Linked DNA regions of Homo sapiens: region 2 is linked to region 1. A link is a contact called in ENCODE Hi-C data. All regions are on one chromosome and are shown on one strand. The core of a region is the stretch at or near the end of the contact, and the rest is flanking DNA. Distances in the headings are between cores, read along the strand shown.

Region 1 (2,868 bases), core at 104-2,603:
CCACTTTAGGAGTGTGGAGGGGTGGGTAGCCCCATCCTGGATCTAGCTGCTGGAGGTACCAGATAAGGTGAAAACCTTTGACAAAGAGTTGCTGCCTTTCCCAACAAGTGGTACTAAAAATGGGGAGATTCAAATCCACTCATAATTTTAGCTGCTTTTGCTGTATTACTTAGACTGTATCGCTCCTTCCCATAATTCACCCTTCAGCCACCCACCACCTTGGATCCCATTTTGTTTGTTCTATGTTAAATTTCAATGTAATGTAGTTTAATATTGTCAAAGTCGAAGGCTGATTTCTCTCTCTAATGCTGCAAGAGAAGATGACATGCTGTAGGTTGTGATGAGGCAATGTGATCCAAAGCAGAATCCTTGCTTTTGTTGGAGAGCACTGGACATATAAAGACACTGGGCGTATTTGTCAAAAGAACAGAAGGTGGAAGGAAAGGAAGATGATCTGGCAGTCAGGTAACACCAATCCCAAGTCTCCACTGACCGCTCCCGTCTAAAGAGAGCACAGATTATAGTTTGCCCCCATGAGATTGCCATTTTGGGTTGGAAGATGGTCGCAATTTCATTTTTCACTTAAGCAAACGTCCGTTGCCGTACTGCTAGGTATGAGATGAGTAATCGTCAGGGACGCGTTTAAATTACAAAATAATGGTAAATGGGAGAGAAAGAATCTTTTCTCGGGGTTGAGGCCAGATCCTCCAGGGCTGGGAGACCCAGGAGTGCGGGCCACTGTGCACCCTCGAGCAAAGCAGTGTGTGACGAGATGGGATCTTCCCTCAAATGCTGAGAAGAGCCCTCGCCAATCCCTCGGAAGGTTCCCAGAATAAAAAGCCCGGTCCCTGCTGTGCAAAGACTGAGCGGTACTCCGGTGTACTTTTTCCCTGTCCCAGGCGTGCAGAGTCCACGCCGCGCGGCCAGGTGCCCCAATAGTGTACCTGAAAGTAGGGATGGGGCCAGTTACAGCTGCACTTTCCCTGCAGAAGACAGTGAGCCTTCCCGGGATCTTTCTGGGAGCTCTGAGTGTGAAAACGGTCCTCCGGCCAGCGCAGGTTGAGAGAACGGGAAGGAGGGGGAAGCTGTGGGCGCCCAGGGCGTGACAGGCGCAGGTGAGAAAGTGAGTTTCGCGGGAGCATCTGCCGGGACCGCAGACAGGTGGAGAAACGCAGTCCCACCGCGGCCCACCGCGGCTCCCGGGCGGCCTGGGCTGTACCTGTGCGCGGCGTCCTTTCTGCGCTGAGCCAGGGCACCCCGGAGCCTGCGGCCTCCTTCCCCGCCCCTGCGGCCCCGGGTCCCAGCCCCGCCCCGCCCCGCCCCGGGCTGGGGCTCCGCTGGGGAACCGGCCGAGCGGCGCGCGCGGAGGTGTCCGGCGGCCAGGAGGATGGCCAAGGTCCCGGAGCTGGAAGACACCTTCCTGCAGGCGCAGCCTGCGCCCCAACTGTCCCCGGGGATCCAGGAAGACTGCTGTGTGCAGCTCCTGGGCAAGGGCTTGCTAGTCTATCCGGAAGAAACAGTGTACCTGGCGGCCGAAGGGCAGCCCGGGGGCGAGCAGGGCGGCGGGGAGAAAGGCGAAGACCCGGAGCTGCCGGGGGCAGTGAAATCAGGTGAGTGCTCTGCCGCATCCGGAGCTGGGAAGGGGACGGGGACGTATTCTAAGAAGGGCACCCAATAATAATAATGCATCCCGAACAAACATAAGGCAGATATAGAATGTTCTGTCCAAATCTTTGTATTTCCTCAGTAAAATGTCAAGTAGAGACCTGACATTTTGCATAGCCCCCCTTTCCTCCCCTCCGCCCCCACCCCAGTAGGCTACTCCTTTGAAGTTAAGGTACACTTAAAGGCGACTTAGTTGATTTTATATTCTATTTTTCTTTATCATCCCTTCAACTGGCAATCAGAAATGCACTTAAACAATGGTAACTTTTCCTCTGAAGAAGAGGACGCCGACAACCACGACAGCAAAACCAAAGCAGCGGATCAATACCTGTCTCAGAAGAAAACCATCACGCAGATTGTGAAGGATAAAAAGAAGCAGACACAGCTCACGCTGCAGTGGTGAGACTCGCCCGCAGGGTACACTGAAGCACCTGTTGACGTTTTAACAGCCAGCGTCTTCAGGATCTTTGATTTTCACAATTTACTTCTTCCTCAAACTTTTTGGGAAAGTTTAAAAAACCAATTAGAATTTAACCCAGAATTTTTTTCACTGAATTTTTAGTATAGAGACTTATACAAGTACTGGTGAAGGATTTGCAATACAAATGAAAACCACATTACGTTGTTCCTTATTGACTAAAACCATATTTTCTTCAAATGTAAGCATTAATGAACGTTTTTATGACTTACTGGCTTAATATGCAATCAGTTCAGTCCTTACATATTTGTTGTTTGATAGTTTTTGAGATTATAAAATATGATTCTTAAAAACAACTTAAAATGAGGAAGGATCTTAACACTGCCTTTATTCAAAAGAGGGCAAATTAAAAATAGTGTATACTCCATAAGATGAACTGTGTTTGAGGTAGAAGACATAGAAAAAATCGGTTAAGATATCTATACTAACTTAAATAGAAGTTCAACTATTTTTATACCATCTATCATATATGATTTATAATAATAAAATATTACAAATTGGATTTTGTGGAAAATCTTTTAAAACCAAGAATTTATCAGTAGGATTTCCACATAGAGTGAACATTTTGTAATATCTATCTAAAAGAAAGACGGCTCTAAAGTAAAAGCATTATATTAAACTTTCCTACGTAGTGGGAAGAAATAGGAGCATAAATTTCCTCACAAATTCCAAGTAAAAAACAAACTAATAAAAAGGACTATATATTTACTGATTAGTTACATAAC
Region 2 (2,868 bases), core at 201-2,700, 320 kb after region 1:
GAAGGTGCCCATTCTAGAAACCTCGTCATAAACTGTATTTGAGTTCTGAAGGCATCAAGAGAGATGGGATGGGTCGTGGCTATAACTGAAAGGGAAGAATAAACCTACCATAACCAGGAAGAATGGATCCTTTAATTCTGAAGTGATTACATTTGGAGGGGAGGGGTTATTTAGTTGATTCTATTTAGTTTTTTGCTTATTTATGTTTTGGCTGTGATTTTAAGTATTGTGTGATAGAAAGAGTAGCAGCCTGAGTCTGGTTGCCCAGGCTCGAGTTCCTTCCAGAGGTACAGCAGGCTCTGTGTCTTCAGGCTTCCTCTGGACTTAGCAAGGCTTAATCTCTCAAGTAAATATAAAGGTGCACACCTGCTATAGACACATCCAGTGTGAAGACAGCTAATTCCCTACATAAGCTTCCATCAAAAGAATGTACCCACCATTATCTGAAACCTTTCTTCTAGTCTCCCTGTTTTCTTTGCATCATTATCTCCATGGACCTCTACATATTCTTGGAACTCCTTCCTCCATAATCAATGAAAACAGAAGTGATTATTTTCCTCTAAATTCCTCTATGGAAGACATGTGGCAGTTAAACAGTTAATCATTACTACTTTTTAAGTAGCTCTTCTACTATGAGCTCAAATTGCCATTGAATTCTTTTGTTGTGGTTGTTTAATTTTTCCTGCATTTATTTTTTGCCTCTAAAAACAGATCCTATGCTCCTTGATGGGAGAAAAAATTTCTGATTCATCACTGATTTCTCCCACGATACCATTTATGGTAATACCCATAAAGTGGGCAGTCAAAAGATATTTAGTGAGAAGTTTGAGAAATAAGTGTAAAAATATTTTAAAAGGTAAAAATGTCACACAAATATAAAGAATTGTTGTTACTGTCCTTTGCTATAATTTCAATGATAATTCCGCTTCTATAAGATACCAGTCAAATGAAAGAGAATGCCTTGATTCTCAAACCCCAACACATTCCTCCTGTGATATAAAAGGCCTCCAAACTTTGAAATCATAAAATTACATTCATCTAAAATATATGGTTATATATGTTTGCTCTGCTTTTCATCATTCATGTCAATAGTTCATTATTTTGCTTTTACTCCTTAAACTCTCCTACAGCTAGACAGGACCATTAGCAACAGAATTGGGCTACTCTGGCAATATTAAATGGCTAAAGGCCAGAATGCAGTCAGTCTAGTTAGCTGGTCTATTTTAATTTTGTTTCTGCATAATGAAAACAGTCTGCTAAGATGCGTGTGACTTACGTTGACCCACGGATACATCCATTTTTTTTAAATAGATGTCTCTTCTTTATTGAAGACAAGTATGTCTTGTCACAATTTGGCTGCCTAATTTTAGCTCCAGTGGGGTTTGCTTAGACACCAAGCTCCAAATCCAGGCCAGAAATAGGCAGAAGAGTGATGGTCATGTGTTTAACAAGATCCCAGGCAACGGGCCAACACACATTGGAGCTAGGTTGGAATTTCTTGCCCTGTGAAAATGCAGTGCTAAATCTTCCTATCCCTCTTCTCTCTTTCTCTACAAGTGGATCTCCCCTGTACAGTGAGCTGTCACCTGAAACTAACAAGGAGGATGTGACTCCCAGCAATCTGAGCTACAGTGAATAGTGCGTGACCTACCAGTCTTGACATGCCAACTTGGACTATCATTTCTAGAATGGTTGAAAAATAAATTTTAATGTAGTTCACCTCGATATATGATTTCATTAAAAACTTTTAAAATGGGTACATCTTTACAGTCCTTTGACACTCTCAGCATGTAACACATAGTATTTCTCTCTCTCTCTCTCTCTCTCTCTGTCTCTCTGTAGAAAATTGCTCCTTGTTCTTGTTTCACACTTTCTCATTAGGGCTTTTTAAATAAATATCTATAAAGAGTGAACTCCTACACTCCCCACTCTCATCCTTTTGATTATTATTTGTAGATTTACTGAGAAAATTATTTTTAAGCTTGTAAGTACACCTTGTTGTTTTTAAGATATCTAAATTTGGCTATATGTTCATGTTTCCCCAACTTTCTAGGGCCTTCATATCCTCTTTCATAGAAACTTTGCCATATGTTAAGGTAGTCTATAGAGCCAAAAATAAAAATAGCACATTTATAAATGTGTTTGTCTTTTCTATGACTGACTCTCTAGGATACCTAAAAAGGAACATATAAGAATGAAACAGTCTCTATCAGAAAAGACAGAGAAGCCTGCGACCTCATACAGCATAAAATCTTTGAGTTATTTTCTGAAGATTTTTTGAACAGTTATTAGCTACCTACAGTTCCCAAAATCAAAGAATCAATATATATTACAACCAACCACCATATTTAAAGATTTAATTAAAGTTCTGAACTCTAATAAAAAAAATTTACCCCGGGGAAACTCTTAAGGTGTATTAACTGTGTCCCACTCAAGGGGAAATATGAGTTTCACATTGGATCTAGAAAACCAGACTTGGGTTCCTCTTGGTATAAAGGGGGCATTGGCTATAAGAAGTTTTTTCCAGCAGTGGTAGAAATGGATATGCTATGATCTTTCCTTCTTACCTGTACCTTATTGTGACTTAAACATGGAAGGTAGGGAAACCATCTCTGATTACAGACCTAAGTCACACCCCTCTACCACATACCCAGAAAAGAACATCTGTTACACAGACTGATTAATTCAGTGAACCACCCAATAGGACCAACAGCATCACCACTTAGCTAATGGGCTAATAGATGGAGATGAGCCAGCGGCTTATGTAATGATCCAAACTTTAATGATAAAGGAAAGTCCTAAGCATGATATTAAATATTTTGACTGTGAAATATCTCACTGTCATTATTATTGATCTAGAGATGGATC

Evidence for each region. A loop is a pair of places that touch in the nucleus more often than their neighbours do. Pooled maps may share reads with other maps.
Region 2: a map of HepG2 shows a loop between it and region 1 (2.2-fold over the local background). The contact joins the enhancer-like site here to the promoter of RFX6 in region 1. A Hi-C loop is called at or near these places in 7 of 168 maps with a recorded cell type or tissue (Caco-2, Calu3, HCT116 and 3 more) and 4 of 50 pooled maps.

Annotation. Positions count from the first base shown.
Region 1 is chr6:116,875,889-116,878,756 of GRCh38, forward strand. It overlaps RFX6 (regulatory factor X6), which reads left to right and starts at 1,354. Exons shown (of 19, transcript NM_173560.4): 1 at 1,354-1,610; 2 at 1,908-2,064. The coding sequence starts at 1,388. RefSeq lists enhancers at 405-1,364, 1,365-2,323 and a promoter at 827-1,619.
Region 2 is chr6:117,198,766-117,201,633 of GRCh38, forward strand. No RefSeq gene overlaps it. Among named protein-coding and RNA genes, the nearest start is that of VGLL2, 65 kb to the right of the region's middle. Within about 2 kb of position 1,451, at least 3 of the 41 ENCODE cell types and tissues checked have a DNase peak (open chromatin) inside an H3K27ac peak, as active enhancers do.